2 separate regions of the Mus musculus genome follow, and region 2 is linked to region 1. Evidence: chromatin loops called from intact Hi-C (ENCODE). Cell type or tissue: left cerebral cortex. All regions are shown on one strand. Each heading gives the region's core, and the rest is flanking DNA. Links, peaks and the distances in the headings are about the cores only.

Evidence for each region. Peaks named below come from ENCODE experiments on the same cell type or tissue, not always from the same donor. Only the 100,000 strongest peaks of a DNase experiment are listed, where the experiment ranks them.
Region 2: it touches region 1 in a loop (14-fold over the local background); 2 of 42 quality-filtered maps call a loop at or near these places.

Annotation. Positions count from the first base shown.
Region 1 is chrX:48,015,839-48,024,170 of GRCm38, forward strand. No RefSeq gene overlaps it. Among named protein-coding and RNA genes, the nearest start is that of Apln, 15 kb to the right of the region's middle. In left cerebral cortex, for the core only: a CTCF peak has its summit at 4,288 (motif pointing right); DNase peaks (open chromatin) are centred at 837, 1,304, 1,482, 2,168 and 2 more places; H3K27ac peaks cover 1,142 bases.
Region 2 is chrX:48,252,073-48,260,404 of GRCm38, forward strand. It overlaps Utp14a (UTP14A small subunit processome component), which reads left to right and starts at 4,862. Exons shown (of 15, transcript NM_028276.1): 1 at 4,862-4,896; 2 at 6,268-6,343; 3 at 7,651-7,721. The coding sequence starts at 4,871. It overlaps Gm39511 (a long non-coding RNA gene), which reads right to left and starts at 4,720. Exons shown (of 3, transcript XR_882302.1): 1 at 4,664-4,720; 2 at 2,461-2,545; 3 at 2,264-2,338. In left cerebral cortex, for the core only: no CTCF peak of the experiment used is centred there; DNase peaks (open chromatin) are centred at 3,930 and 4,722; H3K4me3 peaks cover 1,945 bases; H3K27ac peaks cover 763 bases.

The sequences.
Region 1 (8,332 bases), core at 255-8,254:
AAGATCATATGCCTTTTACAGCTTGCAGCTGTGCAACATTGTGGAGAGATAATACTTCCCCTGACAAGGCAATGTGTTGCATGTGGATAATGACAGGCGCCTTGGGGGGGGGGGCTGTAAGGGGTCTCTAATGACTTGGATGGATCCACCTGTTTCAGCTCATTGTCACCAGAGAGAGGTCATAGGTCATCATTGCTCACAGAATTCTCTGCTGGAACTCATAAGTAGCACCCCTTGTGAAGAGATGTTCACCCAGGTTGGTGCGCCGGGATTCCCTTTTCCCTGCCTTGAGCTTCCTTTGTCCTTCATTAAATGGAGTCAGTCATGCCTGCCTTGATGGCTTGTTCTGAAGAAGACATGATGGCTAACACAGAAAGCATGTCCTAAACTACTGGCTAGCACGTAACAAGTGTGGAAGCCAATTCTGGAAAGTCTGCCCTAAATGCTTTTGCCTGGCCACACAATAGAAGCTTCTCTCCCCTCCCCCCACACACCTTTTTTTTTTTTTTTAACCAACTCCACAAACAGGTAGAAAACCTAGAAGCCCGAGTAGTCTCTGGGATCAAAGAATCCAAGTTAGAAATGATCCAAAGTTGAGACTTTTCAAATTGTGTTCCACAGAATTGTGGGTGCCTGGGGTGGGAGGACACTGGTAGGAAGAAGAGTGAGACTCAATTGGTGATGCCGAGAGCTTTGATACAATTTATCTGGGCTATGGCTTTGCAAAGAGTTTGAAAAGTCTGGCCCAGCATTCCTGGCTTTGCTCCTGGACTACATGAACCCAAGTAGCCTGAAAACAGCCGCAGTGAGAGGCACTGGGCCCAGAAGGTAGCCAAAGCTCTATTTGCTCCCACGTCTATCGGGCCAAGCCCTGTTCCTGTCCCAGACCTTCTTGTAGACCCAGGCTCTTTTAACCTGGCAGTCTGAGAATCAGTAAGGTAAGCAAAATGAGTCTCGTTTCCTTAGGGAAGGAAACAATTCTGGGCCTTCCCTTCCCTTCCCTCTGGAAAGGAAGAGCAGGGGCACAATCCAAAGCACACTGGGCTAGGGGGCCCACCTTTCAGGGCATTCTTTGCTGAGGGTGAAGGGTAGGGGTCTAATCTGCATTCAGGACAAAGCTGACAGGGTGTTTGAGTGTTGTTGTCATAGAGACTCAGAAAGGTGTTATTAGCATCTTTTCAACTCAGTGGCCCTGTGTGGTCCAGTCCCGTGCAATCTTAGCAGTAGCGCGCTGTCACCCTGGCAACCCATTAGCCTAGTGTTGTTACCATGGAAACTCCAGCGCTGTTGATGGGCCCAAGAACTTCCCTGAGGAGATATGCTCTGGGGGATCTGCCCTTGGCAGTGCCTATTCCTCAGGTCTCCCAACTAACAGTTGCCTGCTACTCAGACACTGGAGGCATTTAGGGCTTTTTTTTTTTTTTCTGGAGTAAGCTCAGATTCTGTGTGACAGAAAAAAATTTGGCCCTTCAAAGTGGCAAGTCTATGCTTTGTTACCATGGAAATGCTGCTTTTAAGGCTCTCAATGCAGGATGCAAAACTAACTCTTGCAGGAAATTGAGGCCAGCCAGAAAGGAGGCTGTGGGCTTGCACTTCACACTCTTGGAGCTCGTTCATTCATTTGGCATTAGTGAGCATCTATTAATACACTCGGTGCTGTGGATGCTCAGGGTTAGAACTAGAGACAAGGCCTGATCATCCACTGTCCTCAACTGAAAAGAAGGTCAAGGTGGATAGAACCATTTTTACTTCCCGCTTCAACCCTATCTGGTTCTCAGTCACTGTATCAGGACCATGGGGTAACAAAGAAGCCTAGGTCCCTTGGGGGAATTCTGTGATAAGAGGAGAGGTATCACTAAACGTCAGCCCCTCCCCCAAAATGACATCAAGATTTCTCTGAGCTCAAAGAAATCCTCAGATTTGCTGTGTGAGGATGAACAAGAGGAATATCTGCTATAACCTCTCCCTTACTTGTATCTTTAGGAAACTTAGATCATTGTGACGTCTGAGTAACTAAAACCTGGGTAGACTTGCCAGAAGAGTCCACTGGCAAAGCAGGCTGCCTTTCGAGGTAATGAACTCCTCATTACTGGAGGTAAGCAAGCAGAGACAAAGCAACTGCTCAGCAAGGATTGTATAGATGGTTCAGTCATAGTCCTGGAGGTAGACTGCAGTCTTTAAATCTTGGCACAGCTTACTAACTGTGTGACTATAGGCAATTTGCTTAAGCACATTGAGCTTTGCTTTTCACGTCCACAAAAATGGAGGTGAGAGTTTCTGCCTAGTGTCGTTGTCTTGGGGATTCAATCAGTATGGTAGAAGGAAAGCACACAGAATAGCACCTAGCACGTCAGTACTCAATAAACACTGGCTTGCCTTGTGACATGATGGTTTGGCTGAAGTTCCCACCAAGTGCCTGTTAGCTCTGCATCCTCCTGTACCATCTGGAGAGAGAGAGAAGGCGTCCCACCAAGGGCAGGGCCCTGTACTGACCCCAAGAGCTTTGAACTCCCCAGGAGCATGCTTGTAGTAGCGGTTTTCTTTTCAGGTTGCTTTTAGTTTCAATCTCTTCACTGAGCCTAAAGACCCAAGGGTACAAGGATCATCTCCACAGGGTAGTAAGGGAAGTGAAGGATGAGCAGGGACCCAGTTATCAAGTTCCAGAGCTGGCATGGCAGCTTCCTTTCTGTTACAACCCTTCTCAGAACTTAGGGGCGCCCTATCGAGAGGGGGGCAGATGGAAAGGGCAGTGCCTCCCTTCTTGGACTTGTGCACGAAAGAGTTACAGCCACAGTTAGAGGAGCCATAGAGGGTACATCTTAGAAAGGCTGGGGCTGTGACTGGTGCGTTGTACCTCTGGAAGAAGGACAAAGCGACTCTTTGCAATGAGCTCTTACTTGAAGCTCATTTCTAGAAACTGAATGGGCTTTTCCTGAGCTCCCGTCATTCTGGTCACATCCAGTTTCCCTTTGAGTCAGGTTCGGGGATTCATTAGACTCTGATCTGACATTTCAGTCCCAATGTAGTGGCTCAGATACTCAACTCAGCTAATGACCTCACCAGGGGATTTTGCTTGCTGAGATTGGGCAAGGTGGGCTAGTATTTTTATGTAGGATATGTGGGACCTTGTAGCCAGACAGGCAGAAGAACGATAAGGTTAAATGAGCTCAAATCCCTGGACTCTCAGAAATGAGAACAGCGGGAGTGGAGCCATTCCCTACCTGCCTCTACCTGCTCTAGAACACCCCACAACACCCCACTGAGGACCACAGATCAAGTAGCATAAACACCAGGAGTTCTCTATGCTATTGGGGTATCTAGGTAGCCCCCCAACGTTCAGCCAATGAGCTCTTCCTGGACATTCCTTTCCGCAAAAGGTATTTAACCCCTGGTTCACCCTAAATAAAGTGTATGCATTCACATCCATCATCAAATAAACCAGTATGAACAAGCAAGGAGCGGCTCTTCATTAAGGATCGCAGCAGGGAAAGCCATGCGCCTAATCTCTGGAGGAAGTTCTCTCCTCCAGACCCTCTGGACCCTCGCCACTCACTTCGAACCAAACAGGTTCCCCCAACCTGGGCTCTGCCTTCCCCTTCCTGCCCTATGCGTGGATGCCCTGAGGGTAAGCGTGACTCCCAGCCGTAGGTCAGCGGCACCCTGGTACACGAAAGAGAGGGAACCACAGCATTTGGTCCTGGTTCCACTGTTTCCCCTTCCCGTTATGGACTTTGACTTGACTTCTCCAGGTGGCGCTGCGGACACCCCAGCGGAGAATCCGGAATTGGGACGACATTTTTAGCCACTTAGAAGAGGCTTGGAAACAGGAGTGATGCCCGTGGCCTCCTAAAGCTCTGGGTTTAGATGAACATCTGTAGCTGGGAGTGTGGAGTATCCGGAGTAACACCTTGAAAATACTGGATAACCGTCACGGCACAGCAATGTCCATTAATCAGAGTGTTCTCTGGGCAGAAACACCCTATACAACTTCACCAGTGCAGACAGGGGCAAAGAGGAGACCAGAGACTAGACACACTCGGAGAGATCTTCCAGGAACACATACAATAATGTTATGTTACTGCTATTGCCTGCAGAAGTGATGAAACTTCCCTCTGGCACTTGAGGGTAACAGAAAACTGATAGGGGAGAGACCAGTGGGAACACAGAGTTCACTGGAAGAAGCATCCCATCTGAAGCAAACAGCAGAGTAGCCATGCAAAAGCTCACTAGCAGGTGCGGAGCTCCGAGAAGGGGAAAAACTCTCTGCAGTTCCCACACGTCGCCAGCAGGGGGAAGCCTCTCATGCTACATTTCTCCCCCCAAAACTGAGCAAGCGTACTGGAGATAGAAGAGCTGAACCTTTGGCTAGGATTGCAGAATTTAGAAGCTTGCAGAGTATCCTGCCAGCCTGAAAGTTGGCCCAGGTGCACTCAACCACCCACTTCTGTAAGGGGAGGGGCACTACCTTTCCTAAGCAATTGGTAAAATTGATAAGAGCATTTGAGCAGATTGCCAGAAGACAATGTCTTAGCTATCATCAAGTACTCTACCTTCCCAGTCTAGGGCAGGAGTCCCTATAGGAGTTCAATGGAATCTCTCATTGGGCAAGTCACACAGCCTCTCACAACCTCTCCTCTTTGTAAAATGGCTTTAAGAAGAAGTCATGTCTTCCCCTTCCTGCCTCAGTGTTTCTACAGGAGCTCTGGGCTTCTTCTACAAAGGCCTCCCTCCTTCTTGTTCCAGACTCATTCCTGAGGTCCCATCTCCCAAGCCTCCTCCAACATCCCCATGGTCCCCAGAAAAACTGCCTAGAAGCCCTGAGCATTTATATCCCTCTAACTCATAAGGAATGTGGTACATCATAGGCACTCAATATACATTTGAAAAATGTTAAGATTCCCAGTTTTGGCCCGGCAATGGTAGCGCACGCCTTTAATCCCAGCACTTGGGAGGCAGAGGCAGGTGGATTTCTGAGTTCGAGGCCAGCCTGGTCTACAGAGTGAGTTTCAGGACAGCTAGGACTACACAGAGAAACCCTGTCTCAACCCCCCCCCAAAAAGATTCCCAGTTTTGAGGGGCGTGGAATCCTGGACCTAATATATGCTAAGCATATACTCCACCACTGAGGTATACTCCCGGCCTGCAAAGGACTATGATTTTCATTTCAGAAAGGATAAAACTGAGGCCCAGAAAGATTCCAATACCACCTCGATCCTCTGAGTTCTCTTGCACATACCATGCGAGACCCTCAAACGAGTGGGTGACTTAGCTTTTCAATGCCTCTGTCTTCTCTGCTACAGGATGGGACTGTGATGGAGACTAAGTCAAAGCAGGTGGCGCTCTGTGCATGGCTCATGAGACGCGCTCTAATGCCACCTAGTCATGCCCCTTTTAAAAGTGTCACTTTCTGGGCCTGAGTCTCAATTTTGTCATCTGTAAAACTGAAGGAGTGTGCCTCACAGAATGGCCTCCCAGGCTCATCAGCTCTGATCTTGGGATTCTCTACGGCTGAGAACGGGAGACCACTGGTAGATTGTCCTATGAGAAGAGATGAGGGCAAAGTGGAACCCTAAAAGATGACCTGGGATTCACCCAGTCAGCTACTGGCCAAGCTGGGGTAGGATCTAGCGCTCTGAGCTTGGGAGCTTTCTGCTACTGGGCCCCCTTGATTTGGCCCTACCAATTCTTCAATGCTGCTGACAGAAGAAGGAAAAGCAATTTACACAGTGGGAGAAAGGTGACCAAGAGGTAGCAGCCTCTCTGGAGTAACGGGGAGTAGTGTAAACCCACATAACCCAGCAGTGGCCTTCCTTCCCAGCTGAGGGTAATGCCCCACCCTATGTGTATTTCTTCTCCTAGACCTGAGCTGCCTCCACAGCACAACCCAAAGTACCTGAAGCACTTTCATTGTTTGCTGGGATCCCCTGCTATAAGCATTGTTCCCAAACGTGCTTCAACGCTGTCTACCCATTCAAGCTGGTCTAGCAGGGAAGGTGGTTGAACAGTCAAAGAAAGGCATGGCCAAGCTGCCCAGAAAACCAAGGCAGAAGCAGATTCTAGGTTTACAGGCCTCTGATCCCTCAAGTAAGGATCCATAAATACTAAGTCTCCTGGAACAGGTGTCTAGCTCCATAATTGGAACTCCGGGTCCCCAGATGAGGTGCTGATAGTGTAGATTTGGTGTCTTTGGAGAAGCCTTCCAGGCTGTAGCCCAAGTGAGAATGCCGTGGGCCAAATATGTCCCTGGGGAAGGCCTTGGGTGTTATCTAGGAGAGCTGAAGTTTCCAGTGACCGAGGCGCAGGACCGTGACCCCCATGCTGAGGCTAGACCTAGCTTTGAAGCATGGCTTGCCAAGTAGAGCTACTTCAGGCAATTGAGCAAGTGATTTCACCTCCTCAAGTATTTTTTTTTCTCTCTGTATAAAGCAGAGATCATTAATGGCTTCTCTGTCCACATCTCAGGGCCTGTGTGAAACTGAGGAGAGATAATAACTGTGCCTATTTAGTGAGCCAGTCAGGGGCACTGAGGTCTGTATTGAGCACTCCACCCGTGTGATGCTACACAATCCTGATCAGAGAGCACTGGGAAGCAAACAGCAGCATCCTGGGCAAGGAGGAAAAGCAGGCTTATGTGAGATTATTGTTGCACCCTGGTGCAGGGGTCATATGACAGGCAGTTGATGACATTCCCTCAACTGTAAATGTCCCCTGCCCCACATATCCCTTCGCTGGGTCTGCATGGTAAGTCAAAGAACTGGCCAATGCTTCATGAGAAGGGGGTTGGCCAAACTATAGCCTGCTACCTGTTTTTAAAAGTGGAGCTTAGTTGGAACACAGTCCCACCGTTGATTTATGTGCTGTCTGTCTATGGCTGCTTCTGTAGGACAAGGCAGATATAATTCATAGGTGGGGGCAGATTTGAAAAGAATGGACAGAAAAAGTGCTCTGGTCCCTGCCACAAACTGTCTTCAGTTGACCTTTCGGCTGTACTCCAAAGCACCAGCAGGGGAGTTCCTTGCTAGGCTATCTCTCCAAGCACTTCCCACTGGGAAGGGGAAAGTAGGTTTTCAAAGGAGACCTCCAGAGGCCTTCCTTTTGGGTGTTCCAGAGAAATGCTGGCAGGGTGAACAGCCTTTGCCAGCCAGGACAGGAAGGTATTGACTAAGTCTTCTCTACCATTTTCTTTGGAAGTTAGCTGGCATTGGTTCAATCTGGGCAGAGAGAAACCTTGGATTGAGAAATTTAGCTGAATAGCCTTTAGATCCAAGAAACAGGATTATATAAGCATCCTGGAATGGCCACTTACTCTAGGCCTTGAGCTCTTTGGTTGTAGAAGAGCCCAGCCCCAATTAGGGGTCTCAAGTCAATCAAAGAGTCTGAAGAGAAAGGGCTTCATAGCCCGTAGCCATGGCTCATTTGACAGCAACACCTGGGACCTGAAAAGCCATGCATGTCCCAAATCTGGTTTCCCAATCTTTGTCATTTCAGAGGCTGCCCAGTTTCTAGGTGGCTTTGGAAGCAGTGTTGTTTCTCAGGTCCTTTGCCTGCCTTCCTTGCCTCCTCAGGCTGGGGCCTCTTGTTCAGAAATCATCAGGTGAATTGTTGATTTGTCTAGCAGGCATCTAACCTCAACTTGCAGGTTATGAGAGTATGGATGCATTTATTTTGTGTGACACTGATAGCTACAACTGTCACACCCAAGGACTGTAAAAACCAGCCGGTAAGATGGCTCAGTGGTTAAGAGATCTTTCAGCCAAATCTGATAACCTGAGTCCCATAACCACAACCTGCACTGTGAAAGGAGAGAGACAACTCCAGCCAGTGGTTCTCTGACTTCCATGTGTGCACTAAGGTAAGCAAGCTCACACGCAGGTGCCCACATACACAAATGCATGCATAAATAAGAAAAAGAAAAAGCCACATAATCAAGTTACAAAGAAAGCTCATAATGTCTGAAGTGTGCATATGCTTTTGTGTTGGTCCACATTCATAGCGATCCTGGGCCAAGTGTTGTCTCAAGGCTCAGCATTTTGACAACCGACACTGCTCTGATTCTCTTGCATTTGTTTGGTCAAGACAAGGTATCTGCAAAGGATATAACCTTCATGCCCCTGCTCTAGTTAGGTCTCAAGTCCAGTTACCTTAACAGAGAGACACTAGTTTTTCTTCCCCTTGTCCTCTGTGCCAAGGGAAGTCAAGCTCACACCTACTTGATGCACACTTCACCACACTTGCTCTCTGCACCCTAGTGTCTGCTGTTTCTTTCTTAGTCCCAGCCTTCCCTGCTCAGCATCCTCTACCCAGACTCTGTTGGGTCTTGATGGGCCAGTTT
Region 2 (8,332 bases), core at 287-8,286, 240 kb after region 1:
TAGGCCAGCCTTGTATAGTGAGCTTCAAGACAGCCAAGGCTGTTAACTCAAAGAAACCCTGGCTCAGAAAGCAAACAAGAAAACACACGGTTGTGTTATGTTACAAATTTTGCCTCTGCCTTGGTCTTCTTTGTCAAATATAAGTCAAATGAAATACAAATTTGTGGGGTGGAGGTATAGGAACACATACACACACATAATTTTTATTTTCACTTGCTTTCGAATTGGCTTATATTTTTATTCACTGACAATCATTAATAACTTAATCAAAATTAAACTAAACAAACATGTTTAAAATTAAACATTCTTAACTAATTAAATATCTCCCATAACTCCTATACCTTACTGTATATTTGACATCTACAATTAAGTACTTAACTCTTGTGGTAGTTTGAGTGAGAATGTTTCCCCATATTTGAACACTTGGTCCACAGTTGGAGATGCTATTTTAAAAGTTTTAGGAGGTATGGTCCTGATGAGGGAAGTGAATCGCTGGAATGGAGTTTGAGAGTGTACAGTTTTCCCCTACTTCTAATTCACTGTGCTTATATTTGCATCAAAAGATGGGATCTCAAGCTGGGCATTGTGGTGCTTGACTTTAATCACAGTGCTCAAGAGGTAAAGGTAACTGTGAGTATGAGCCCATCCTAGCCTACATAGTGAGTTCCAGGCTACAGAGGAGGGGAGAGGAGGGGAGGGAAGAGGAGGGGAGGGGAGGGCAGAGGAGACGAGACGAGAAGTAGTCTTTCAGCTTCCTGGAACCATAAGCCAAAATCAACAATTCCTTCTCCAAGCTGCTTCTGACCATGGCATTTATCACATCAACAGAAAAGTAACTAATGTAACTTTCAAACTACAAAAGTACAAAACTGAATTTTTGATCTCACTCTACAATTGCCTCTCCCCATCACCTCACTGGTTATCTCCAGCTCAGTAAATAGTCTAACTACCCATTCACTTGTTTAAGCCAGAACTTTTGACTTAGTTTTCCCCTTTCCTCTCACATTCTACTGGTAGGTTCATCAGTGACTCTGTCTCCACAGCTGCTACCTTATTCCAAACCATCATCTTCTCTTGCTGAGTACACAATGGGTGTCCTCTTGCTTCTTTTTGTTTGGTGGGTTTGGTCTTTCAAGACAGGGTTTTTGTGTAACAGAGCCTTGGCTGTTCTGCAACTGGCTTTAGATCAGGTTGGTCTCAAAGTCGCACATACCCACCTGCTTCTGCCTCCATAGTGCTGGCATTAAAGGCATGCAGCAACCACACCCAGCTTGGTTTCTGTTTCTGCTCCTGCCCATCTTTAATCCATTCTCCACACAGCAGGAAAAATATTTATAAAACGCAAAATGTCACTCATCTACATAACTACATATTTGTGACTCATTTTACTTAGAGTAAAATTTAAACTCTTCCATTATCCATGAGGACCCATATGATCTCAGCTCTATCTCTCTAGTCTGTTATTACCTTATTACTCACTGTGATCCAGCCACACTGGCCTTTCTGTTTCTAAAATATTGTAAGGCCTTCCCAACCCTGAGAGACTGTAAATACGTTGTTGACTATGACCTGATCATTCTGCCCTGATCATTCTTGCCCAGTTCTTTGCAAAACTGGTTCCTTCTTATCTGTTACGTTTCAGCTTCAATATGTCATTGACATTCCTATAGTTCTACATTAGAGGGAACTGGAAGGACTGGGTGTGGTGGTCCACACCTTTAGTCTCAGCATTTGGCAGGCACAGGCAAGTAGTTTGAAGCCAGCTGGGCTACAGAGCTACACAGGAAAACCCTGTCTCAAAAAAAAAAAAAAAAAAAAAAAGAAATCAATGTTTTTCTAAAATACTCTTATTGATATTGTATGGAAAAGATTAAAACATCATTTATTCATAAAAATATAATTTGAAGTGTCTTAGGGAAGTGGAAAAATTTTTCAAAGAGAGTAGACTAACCTTGTATTTTATTTTATCTTCTTAATAATAGTCTCTTTGCATCTTTTATGTAGGGGCATGATATGGTCTAATTACATAATTGGATGGAGAGACTAACTACTGAAAAACTGGTTGAAACAACTGTCATTATTACAGTTAACAATTATTGAGCCTTTGATGTATGACTGGCTACTCTGAGAGGTTTCCAATTATTTTACTGTTTCTTCTACATATTAATTTATTTAGTTCTCACAACTGCTCAATGTAGTATTATCCCTCTTTTTTGAGAAATGGTCTCCTGTAACTCAGGCTGACCACAAAACTCACTGTGTAGGCGAGGATGAGGTTCAACTCCTGGTCTCTTCTTTCTTCTACTAATACAGTCATTTTCCACTGATGCATACCTGGCTTTATTATCCAATTTTAAAGATTTAAAAAAAAACCCAAAGACACAGAGGGAATAAATGACTTAAGAATTACCAATCTTAGAGGAAAATAATGAGGTAAAGGTGCTTGCCTCCAAGACTGACCTGAGTTTAGTCCCTGAAACCTATATGGGAGCTGACTCCCACAAACTGTCTTCTGACTTCTATACACAGCATGCCATGTGTACCCCTAAGAAACACAAAACAACTTTTTGAATATGTTAAAAGGTAATTATCAAGTTAATAATAATAAGAAGAACTATGTTTCAAACACATATAATCTGGCTTCAAAACTCATATTCAAAATGCTACAATGTTCCTTTTCTATAAGATTTCTGCAATACCACAGATCTGAAAGGGCAAGAATCTAAGTTAATAGAAAGGCAATCATGACAGAAAGGTGGGGAGGTATTTGATAGAGTCAGGATGTAAAAGAGGTGGGGAATAGCTGAGGAATGGTGAGTCTAAGATGACTCTCATATATCTAACTTGATTGGATGATTTATTGATCAATTACAGAAACAAAGAATACAAGAGAACTCTGGTGGAAAAGGTCATCTCTGTTGTACTTGTGGGAACAAAGAAGGCACCCAGAGATAGTAATCTATAGTTTAAGAAAGACATATAAGCTAGAAGTGTAGATTTTCAAGTTCATATATCAGTTTTAAAAGCAATTTGCCCCAGGGAGAACATAGGGAACAAACATAGAGGGCCAAGAGTAAGCTTCTAGGGAATAGCATCACTTAGGGCATAAGTTTATTAGAAGCACACAACAAAGAAAATGGAAGAAGAGCCGGGTGTGGTGGCGCACACATTTAATCCCAGTACTCGGGAGGCAGAGGCAGGCGGATTTCTGAGTTCGAGGCCAGCCTGGTCTACAAAGTGAGTGCCAGGACAGCCAGGGCTACACAGAGAAACCCTGTCTTGAAAAACAAAAAAACAAAAAACAAAACAAAAAAAACAAAAAAGAAAGAAAGAAAATGGAAGAAGATGGTCATAGAGCTACCATCATAGAGGATACCAGGAGAGAGCAGTCAGGGAACTCTGGGCTAGAGTTTTAGCAACATTTAAAATTGACTGGGAGGGGAGCAGTGAGCAGGATGTAAAGTAAAAATAAATAATTTTTAAAAAATTGTCCTTAAGCCCACTGGAAAATTGTGTCTATGAAACCATAGAAAATATCTGCTTTGTTCAACAATGTATCAATAACTCCTAAAAACCTGGCACATAGTCAATGATTAAAAAAATTTTACTGAATGAATAATGAAAAACAAAAACAACTATCAAATCCCATATTCAATTCTGGGACCACAAAGACTAGAAAGTATTATTTTATTTAAGAATTTTAGAGCATTGCCGATTACCATAAGAAATTTCAGTGCAACCGTTGGAGAAAACAAAATGGAAATGACCTAAAAGAAATGGCAATAATGTTTTTATGCAAGAAGTCTCAGGCTGGTCAAAAGCATTTGACACCCTCCCCCCAACCCTGACAACCTAAATTTAATCCCCTGCAGCCAGATGGTGAAAGGAATTCCTACAGGTTGTCCTGATTTCCGCGTGTGCAATGGCATGCGTACACACGCGCGCGCACACACACACGCGCACGCACACGCAAATGCACTCACACACATAGATAGGTTTATTATTTACAAATTATGCCAGACGTGGTACCACAAAAGCATGTAATCTCAGCAGGTCGGGTGCTAAAGCAAGAGGATCACCAATTTAAGGCTAGCCTGTCTCAAACAAGAAAAAAAAAAAAAAAAAAAAAAAAGCAAGAGTTGAGAAACTGCAGCCTCATGCCTGTGCTGCAAGCAGTTTACTAGTGAGCTATGGACCGGATAAAATAAGATTGTGTGTGCGTGCATGTGTGTATGGGTCCTACTATGTTGCACCGGATGGAGCAAGAAGAGATCTTTCTGCCTCATAACACATTCTCGAGTGACATTTTCTTGTATAGGAAAAGGGGACAATGAGCTGTAATCACAGGTACACCGGCTCAAAAAGAATTTCTCTTCAGATGGATAGAAACTTGCTACGTTCCCGTCCCCTTGATCTGGCAGGAGTCCAACACAGTCTGGGGCTGGCCAGTCCAGAGCTGTGCGACAGAGTCCAACGGGGCCTGGCCCTGGAGGCTTTGTTTTGGTTTGATTGGTTTTGGTTTTAGCTCCGTCCCTGACAGCGCAGCACCCTCGCCCTCACCACACTAATCTCGGACCGCAAGAAAACCGAATGCCAGGGAACCAATACCGCCAACCTAAATAAAAACCTCTCAGAAGAATGGGGACCGGCAAGTCCCACCCACCGGCAGTGCGGACCAACTGGCAGGCAGCCGGCTTTTCCATCGACCAATCCTGGAGCGCCTACAATACTTTGCAAGCCTCCCCCTGGGCGGAAATGACGCGCGTTGTCGCGCGTGATTAGCGGAAGCAAAATTTGCTTTGCGGCAGGCAAGGAGCTTGCTCTCTCTTTGGTTTCCGTTCCTGACCCATGTGAGTTACCGGCGACAGCGATGAACTCTATCAAAGCTACGAAGGGGTAAGACGTAAAAGGGAAAGGAGATTCCCGGGTATTTTTGAGGGCTGAATTTCCTGTATTTAGGGAAGTGGAAGCCGAACTGCTGTTTGTTAGAGATTCGCCTCCCCAAACCCTGCCAGTAGTTAATGTATCGGCTAGGAATCCTAAAGTCCCTTAATTTAAATTGGCTTTGCTCCTCAGTTTCTCGGCTCTTAAGTTGCATCGCTGTTAGGTCTGATGGTCGTCCGACTCTTGGCAAAGTTACTATTGATTTCCCTTTATTTGTCACGTGCGCATTTTCTGCCTCTGCCACGCGCAACATGCGCCGTCTGTGAGAGTGCCAAGTTGTGCCAGACCTAACAGGTATTTCATGTTACCCCTCAACGTTAGAAAAATCTAAATGTAGTCGCTTTGGTAATGTTTGCTTAGTAAATACCGAGATCCACTGTTAAGTAATAGTAGGTTTTTCCTAAATTCTAATCACCTTAAACACCCATTTATACAGTTGGTTTCAACCATTACCCTACGTCCTCAGTTATGCGAACAAATTATCAAGATTACATTTTTAATAAGTTGCACTTAATCAAGGCACCTGACCGGTGGGAGATCCATAGAAGCATTAATAGAATGTTTTCGAATGTTTAAAAGGTTTCCCAGTTGGTGGCGGCACACGCCTTTAATCTCAGCACTTGGGAGGTAAAAGCAAGCCAATCTCCAAGTGTGAGGTCAGGCTGGTCTACAAAGCGAGTTCCAGGACAGCTAAGGTTACACCGAACAACTCTTGTCTCAAAAAATAAAATAAAATACACGTTTAAATAGTTAATAGGAAACTGCCTTTGCCTCAAAAGACAGCAGTAGCGTCAGTGGGAAATTGAAGCATAGTAAGTAACAGAAGTGCAGGGTCAGCCACTAACCAGTGTTGTCTTTCCCATGCCGATATTGTCATCTTGGAAGTGATGCCTGACCCCCTTCTAAAAACACTTTAACTAATTACCTTCTGTTTTGTTTTTTTGCACCTCTTCTCAGATAAGAATACTCAGAACTGAGCAAACAGATATTTGTTTAGATCAATAGTTCTCCACCTTCCTAGTGCTGCTCAACCCTTTACTACAGTTCCTCATGTTCTGGGGTTCATGACCACCTCCCAAAACATAAACCATAAAATTACTTTCCTTGCTTCTTCATAACTGCACTTTTGCTACTGTTATGAATTGTAACATGAATAATGTCTGAAATGCGGGATATCTGACACATGACCCATGGGAATGGACCTTTTGCCCCCCCCACACACACACACACCCCTGTGGGTTTTGACCCACAGGTTGAGAACTGCTGGTTTAAAAGAAGAGTTATTTCATGTGCTAATGTTTCTGTGTTGCCTTTTTAAAACAGCCTTCTGGCTTTGAGCCAGCAGGATGATCTAATGGATTTGACAAGCAACTACCCCTTGAGTGCCAGTGAAGATGAGGTAGGTGACAGCTGTTGAACGGATTCAAAATTAGGGTGAACAAAACACTCCTGGAGAGGAAAGGGGAATAAAAATGTGTGCGTGTAAAGAAGGTTACTAAAACTCTAACATATGCTATCTTTTTTTTTTTTTTTTTTTTCTGGTTTTCAAGGCAGGGTTATACAGCTCTGGCTATCCTGGAACTTGATCTGATGCTATCTGAATTTTAAACCTATTCCCCTGACAAAACTACTTACATTGTTTTTCCTCTTTCTCTGTGAACTATTTTAATACCAACACATGGGAAGCAGAGCCTGGTAGCTCTCTATGATTTTGAGGCCAGCCTGGTCTAAAAGGCAAGTTCCAGACTAACCAGGGTTACATAGTGAGACCCTGTCTCAAAAAGGGTAGTGGGAGTTTTCTCCTGGGGGGAGGGGAAACACTTCGATAACTGTGGCTATGAATTGAACTATTTTTCAGTGTTTCTGTATGAAAAACACTTTTTGTATCTTTTTTTTTTTTTTTTTTTTTTTTTTTTTTTTTTGGCTTTTCGAGACAGGGTTTCTCTGTATAACCCTGGCTGTCCAAGAACTCACTTTGTAGACCAGGCTGGCCTTGAACTCAGAAATCTGCCTGCCTCTGCCTCCCAAGTGCTTGGATCGAAGGCGTGCGCCACCACTGCCCAGCTAAGAAACACTTTTTGTAAAAACAGTATTTTTAGCTGTTTAGCTGGGATATTAGGGCTGGTGAGCTGGCTTAATGGGTAAGAGCACTGACTTCTCTTCTGAAGGTCCCGAGTTCAAATCCCAGCAACTACATGATGGCTCACAACCACCCATAATGAGGTCTGACACCCTCTTCTGGTGCATCTGAAGTCAGCTACAGTGTACTTATGTGTAATAATAAATAAATCTTTGGGCCGGAGCAAGCAGGGACTGAGTGAGCAGAGTTGACCAGAGTGAGTGGGGGCCGACCAGAGCGAGCAGATGTCCTAAAAATTTAATTCCCAACAACCACATGAAAGCTCACAACCATCTGTACAGCTACAGTGTACTCACATAAAATAAATAAATAAATCTTCAAAAAATAAATCAGGGCATTAGCTCCCAAGTTACCAAGGATTCACATTGCTTGTGAAGATCATGTTTGGATTCTGAAACAATTCCTAATTCCAATTCCAGCTTTGTAATTAGGGTGTTTACATACAATATCTCATCGGATTCCCCTCTTCTCTACCAACCAGAACCAACATTTTTATATGGACTTGTTTCCAAGTTGTCTCTTCCCTCCTTTCATTGCCCTGATGGAGTTTCCTTTTCTGTGTCTAGGGGGACAGTGATGGAGAAAGAAAGCATCAAAAACTTCTGGAAGCAATTGGTTCCCTTAGTGGAAAAAATAGGTAAGGGCCCAGTGAGTTGGGTATCTTATAATTAGCTCGCTCTTTCTTTCTGTGTGTGGGTATACATATGCTCTGTAGCACAAGTGGACATGACAGGGCAACGTGTAGACGTTCGTTCTTTCCACCATGTGGAGGATCAAACTCAAATAGTTTTGCTTGGCAGCAATGGCCTTTACCTCTTATGCCGTCTTGCTGACTATAACTGGCTGTTTCTGAGACTTTTATTGTCTCTTGTAACAATCCTAGCACCTGTGTGTAGCGTATAGTTTAAAAAAAAAAAACTATATGATTGTTGGCTACTTTCCTTATCGCTATAATTATATTAGAACATTTCACTTTGGGAGCTTTAATTTACCTATAGTCTTTTGAAGCACTGAATCCATACTAACCCCATTAAAGAAGGGAATTAAATTTTATCTCCATGGTCAATCATTTGTAAGTCACAAGTCCTGGGTTCAAATCCAGTCGTGCTTAGATCTTTTCCTTGTACAACATTGTATTTTTCAAGGGCTGAATCTATATTAAAAGATGAGATATGGATCAGGTTATAATGTTTAGGAATAGTTTGGTTGCTCAGTGACAAAAGCAGACCGTTGGGGGCGGGGCTATAA